2 separate regions of the Homo sapiens genome follow, and region 1 is linked to region 2. Evidence: chromatin loops called from intact Hi-C (ENCODE). Cell type or tissue: endothelial cell of umbilical vein. All regions are shown on one strand. Links, peaks and the distances in the headings refer to the core of each region. The heading gives the core; the rest is flanking DNA. Region 1 overlaps LOC105374007 (a long non-coding RNA gene). Region 2 has its middle 110 kb from the start of LINC00973.

Region 1 (2,932 bases), core at 297-2,796, 510 kb before region 2:
TTCAAACTCTCCTCTCTTTAAGGGGAGGGGATTTTGTCCACTCTTTTTTTTTTTTTTTTTGACAGGGTCTGGCTCTGTCTCACAGGTTGGAGTCCAGTGGCACAATCTTGGCTCACTGCAACCTCCACCTCCTGGGCTCAAGCCATCCTTCTATCTCAGCCTCCCAAGTAACTGGGACTACAGGTGCATGCCACCATACTTGACTAATTTTTTTATTTTTTATATTTTGTGCACACAAGGCTTCACCATGTTATCCAGGCTGGTCTTGAACTCCTGAGCTCAAGCTATCTGTCCGCCTCAGCCTCCCAAAGTGCTAAGATTATAAGCGTGAGCCACCATGCCCGGCCTGCTCTTTCTTTTCTCTTGAAAATGTGATAGTCAGAGCTGGGACAAGTAGAATTGTTGAATTTGTAAGAGCAGGATAGATTAAGATGACACTTTCATTTTAATGAGGAAACTGAGGGCCACAGAGATTAGGGCCTTGTCCAAGGTTACACAATTAAGCAATCTCAAAAACCTGAAAAATTTCAGAGGCAAGTGAATAGGCCTGGCTAAAACAGAGGGGATCAGGTTTTATTTAGTTTTGGGAGAATAAAAACATTGGTACGTGCAATTGCCTTGGGGGTAAAGATACACATATTGGTTACATCTGCATGTCCTTCCAAACATTCACAAACATATGGGAATGAATTATAAGTAACAATGAATGTGAGATAGCTCCATGTTTTAGTGACTTACTTTCAAATCCCATATCCCACTTATGTTCTTCTTTTAGCTGTATTGCCCCTGGCCCAACACACGCTAACTGGATTGTTTCAAATACCAGACATGTAAAGACACTAGCCAAATAATTTTATCAGTACTCCTTTACTTTTGTGATATATTCTCTATAATAAAAAAACCTTGAAATGGCCTATTTATGCATCAAATGGAGACTTTTAAAAATAAATTATGACAAGGTTTCCAACATACATACCTAAGTGGAAAAAAACCAGATAGAATAATAGGTATTTTGTGCTTGTGGACATTTAAAAATATTCATGCGTGTATATGGGAAATTTCCAGAAGAATACACAAAATAAGTAACAGTGGCTATGCTGTGTAGAGGGATTGGGGGTATGAAGTGAGAGATAAACTTGTTTTTTATTGTATAGAATTTGTATACAATATATGTGGGTTTTTCCCCTCATATTTTAAAATAATTAAATAAACACATGCGTTGCCCATAACACAATTCCTATCAAGGACCTTTAGGTGAAGTATGGGAAATAGATCTAATTTTCTCTCTCTTTTCTTCTTTTTCTTTTGCTTGCTGTGCCAATGGTCTTTTTTCTGTTTGCTTTCAATTCCATCTCCCTCCCTTTCCCTGTAGGTTACAAGAGAACACCATGTGAACTGCATTCCCAGGCTCCCTTGCCGGGTGACTTTCATCTAAAGTTAGCCAGTAGGGGGCACTGGGAAGATGCTGGAAGGAAGGAGCACGGAAGAAGGGAGGCTACTTCTACCCAGCCCTCTGCTCCTGGTGGAAGCTCTGGTCCAGTCTCCTCTGTGCTTTAACTCCCTCTTTAGTCCCAGCTTTCAAGAGGCAGTACTGTCAGAGTTCCAGCATTTTTGGTGGGCCCAGTGCTTAGACCCTAGGAATATCATCCTCTCCTTTTGTCCTTCCAGCTTAGGGATATTAGCAACTTTCCACTGTTAATAATTTTTTGATGGCACCTTCCTTCATTTACTCTTTCAGCTATTCTAATACCTTTATAATTAGTTCCCACATTAAATTATCTTATTTAATTATTATATGTCAGGACTCTGTATTGCTAGCTGGGCCCTGACCGATAGAGTCACTATTGAAAGTGAGATATTTCTAGCTCCTATATTTTAAAAGTTATTATTTGTGTATAGGATAACAATTAATTTTATGTATGATTTTTATTATTTATAATCTTATGTATTCCCTTATTTTCTTTTTGAAGTTATTTCTAAAGGTTTAACCTGATGGCCTTGGCTGGAAATTAAAACCAAGATCCCTCAAGCCTTCAACCTCCTAATATGGCTGTTTCAGTTTGATTTCCTGTTTGACTTGAATTGTTTGAGAATGTTTCAGTTCTTGGTTTGTTGGCCTTAATTGTTATTGCAAATTTCTTATGTCTGGCATCATAATTAAAAACTATTATCTATGTGTGGCTCTTACGGAAAATCTTAATACATTTGCTAGTGTGAAATAGTATAGGTGACATTCTTTAATTATAATACAAAATTTATGGAAATTTTCTTTATGGGCTATTACCTGCCAACTTTAACACATTTTCCATTTGTCTTTAAAAGTTGCTTCATTTGATTTTATATATGTGTGTATGTATATAACATCCATATTATTATGTTACTTATTTTTTTCTGTATTGGTACTTATTTTATTTTATTATTTTTTTTGAGACTGAGTTTCGCTCTTGTTGCCCAGGCTGGAGTGCAGTGGCATGATCTCAGCTCACCGCAACCTCCACCTCCCAGGTTCAAGCAATTCTCCTGCCTCAGCCTCCCGAGTAGCTGGGATTACAGGCATGCACCACCATGCCCGGCTAATTTTGTATTTTTAGTAGAGACAGGGTTTCTCCATGTTGAGGCTGGTCTTGAACTCCTGACCTCAGGTGACCCACCCGCCTCTGCCTCCCAAAGTGCTGGGATTACAGGCGTGAGCCACTGCGCCCAGCCGGTACTTATTTTAAATCTATATCATTTGTCAAAGATTGTGTGTATGTTTTGTATTACTATCCATTTATGTCTACTTCCAGTTTTTGGCATTATGCATTTTTATGTTATATTATTTGGTGCATAGATATTAAGGATAGCTAGGTAGCTAGGTCTTCATTATGGAGTATATACTTCATCATTATCAAGTCCCATTCTTTGACAAATTTAATAACTTTTGCCTTGAAAT
Region 2 (2,932 bases), core at 292-2,791:
GATATGGGGTGATGGAAGGGGAGGGGAATGATTAAGTGTTAGTCAAAGGGTGCAAAATTTTAGTAAGGAGAAATAAGTTTTAGGACCTATTGTACAGCATGATAACCACAGTTAATAATAATGTATTGTATATTTCAAAATGACTTTTAAAAATAGGTTTTAAATGTCCAAAAAAATGGACACGTGAATTAGCTTAATACAATCATTGCACAATGTACACATATATCCAAATATCACATTGTACCCCATAAATATATATGATTATTTATCAATTACAAATAAAAATAAAACAAAAGGGGACAAAACAGAACTAGGATTATCACATAGCCACACAGATACCTTAAACATCTGTTGTTATCCTGATGACTATAGGGTCATGTAAAGACCAGGTCAAATGAAACAACTTGATATGGCAAATCCAGAAGCACAGGTGTGTATCTGAGGTAGACAGAGAGCCTGCCAACATTTTTCAAGTCCACTAACTGCTCCTTAATTTTTCTGCAGAGAGAGAGTGATATGAGAAGTAGATATCTGGTAACAAAGTGAGTAGAAAATCGTAGATTTTTCTGACTTGTAGCTTAGAGGCTTGTCTCTTCTCATTGTATTTCACATTTGGTTGTAATCTTCCTGAGGTTAGAATTGTAGATACTAAAACTTTTAGCACAGTGTCTTATATATAGTATACAAATTGCTGAATTCAATTTTCTGCACATTAACTTTCAATATTAAAATAATGGACTAAGGATAGCATAATTTTATGAGGATTAAAAAGAGAATATCTGACAAAGACACACTAACCTGAACAAAAAAATGTAAATAGTAATTTTAAGTAAAACCAGATTCCTTGTTGGCCAATAACATTGTAGCAGACAAACAGAAGTACAGAAATATTCAGGAGAAAATACTTGGAAAATAATTTGGTATGATATGGCTTCAAATGTCCAGATGCCAGGGCTCAGGAAATAAGAATGCCTTCAAATCTTTTAAACAATTAAGCCAATGCAATCATCTAGAGATCATTCAAAGTTAGTGAGATGAGATCTATCCATTGATATTTCTGGTAGAACAGAATGTGAAAAGCATTTGAGAGAGAAAGAAAGGATAGTGAATAGAAATAATAATATTTAGTATAAAACATGTTGATATAAAGAGTTTTCCCAAAATCCTATAGAAAACCTCTTGTGATACAGTAGGAATTCTTATTCAGTTCTTTTTACTGATTAAATCATAGCAAGGGGCCAAATAACTTCCTAATTCACTCAGCTACCACATGGCACATACAGGACTCTATTCTATATCTTTAACTACAAATTCTCACCTCTACTATATACTTCCTATTTAATTTGAGAGGGCACCACAGAGGGCCTAACCAGGCTGAAGACATGGTCAAATATTGATTTTGAATCTGTTGAATGAGGAATAGAAGTACTGATCTGAATAAAGTCAATAAAATAATCTCTGGTTATGTGATTACTTATCACTTTCCACCCCCACTGTTTAATCCTCTGTTATAGAATTAATTATCCTGGAATCACAGAATTAATGTGTGGTAGCTGAAAACTGAGATGGAAATTTGCATGCAACAGGCAATTGGGCTGGTTTTGAAACTTTGAGAAATACAGCCACCTGTTGGACATAGTCTGGTATCACACTCTGTTCACCATTTGTTTTTTAATGTTCTTTGAATGCGAAAAACTTTTGTTAATAACCAAAACGTAAAAAAAAAAAAAAGCATAATTGTCACTATTAGAAAAAATAAAGATGATTAAAAACAGTTGAATGTCTTATTTTGTCTGTTTAAAGAATGAACCTGTGTATTAATAATGTAATTTTCTAGATATAGTCTGAATAAGCTGAAAAGCTTTCATCATCATAAGAACCAATTAATAAATAATTTTTTTAAAAAAGTTATTTCCTCACAAATTAGTAAAAGTAGGAATTTGTTATTTTTTTCATTCCACTCCAGCACTGGCCTCTAGAGCAGCAGTTGGCAAATATTTTTTAATGTTTTTCAGATAGTAAATACTTTAGGCCTTGAAGGCCATAAGCTTCTTTCTCCTTTCCCTTTTATCCTTTCATTTTGGAAAGTTAAGCATCTTTATTTTACTTAATAAAAACTGTATATATTTAAGGTGTACAACATGGTGTTTTGATATACATATACTTAGTGCACTAATTACTACTGTCAAGCTAATTAACATATCCATCTCCACCTATTTACCTTTCTGCATTTGTGGTGAGAACACTGAAGATCTACTCTCTTAGTAAATTTCAAGTATACAGTACAGTATTATTAACTATAGTCCCAATGCTGTACATTGGATCTCTAGAATTTATTCATCCTACATAACTGAAACATTGTACCTTTTAACCGATGTCGTCTCATTTCCCCACCTCCCCAACAACACACAGCCCCACCCCACTCCTGCCCCTGGTAACTATCATCTACTCTCTGCTTCTAAGAATTTGATTTTTTTTTAGATTCCACATGTAAGTGAAATCATGTAGTATTTGTCTTTCTGTTCGTGTCTTATTTCACTTAGCATAATGTCCTCCTGGTTCATCCATGTGGTCACAGATGGCAGGATCTCGTTTTTTTTGAGGTTGAATAATATTCCATTATATATATATATACCACAGTTGTTTTTATCCATTGATCCATGACAGACACTTAGGTTGTTTCCACATCTTGGCTATTGTGAATATGTTTCTATTGCAACTATTCAACTCTGCTGATTTAGCATAAAAGAAGCCATACACAAAGGGAAACAAATGTGCATAGCTGTGTGACAATAAACCTTTACTGATAAAAACAGTTGACAGGCCAGATATAGCCCACAGGCTATAGTTTTCTTATACCTTCTTGTGATGGTTAATATTGAGTGTCAACTTGATTGGATTGAAGGATGCAAAGTGTTGATCCTGTGTGTGT

Evidence for each region. Peaks named below come from ENCODE experiments on the same cell type or tissue, not always from the same donor. Only the 100,000 strongest peaks of a DNase experiment are listed, where the experiment ranks them.
Region 1: it touches region 2 in a loop (14-fold over the local background); 15 of 110 quality-filtered maps call a loop at or near these places.

Annotation. Positions count from the first base shown.
Region 1 is chr3:99,530,979-99,533,910 of GRCh38, reverse strand. All of the region lies in intron 1 of LOC105374007 (a long non-coding RNA gene), which reads left to right. All of the region lies in intron 1 of LOC105374005 (a long non-coding RNA gene), which reads left to right. Among named protein-coding and RNA genes, the nearest start is that of COL8A1, 110 kb to the left of the region's middle. In endothelial cell of umbilical vein, for the core only: a CTCF peak has its summit at 1,441 (motif pointing right); a DNase peak (open chromatin) is centred at 1,440; H3K27ac peaks cover 219 bases.
Region 2 is chr3:99,022,476-99,025,407 of GRCh38, reverse strand. No RefSeq gene overlaps it. Among named protein-coding and RNA genes, the nearest start is that of LINC00973, 110 kb to the right of the region's middle. In endothelial cell of umbilical vein, for the core only: a CTCF peak has its summit at 1,634 (motif pointing left); a DNase peak (open chromatin) is centred at 1,597.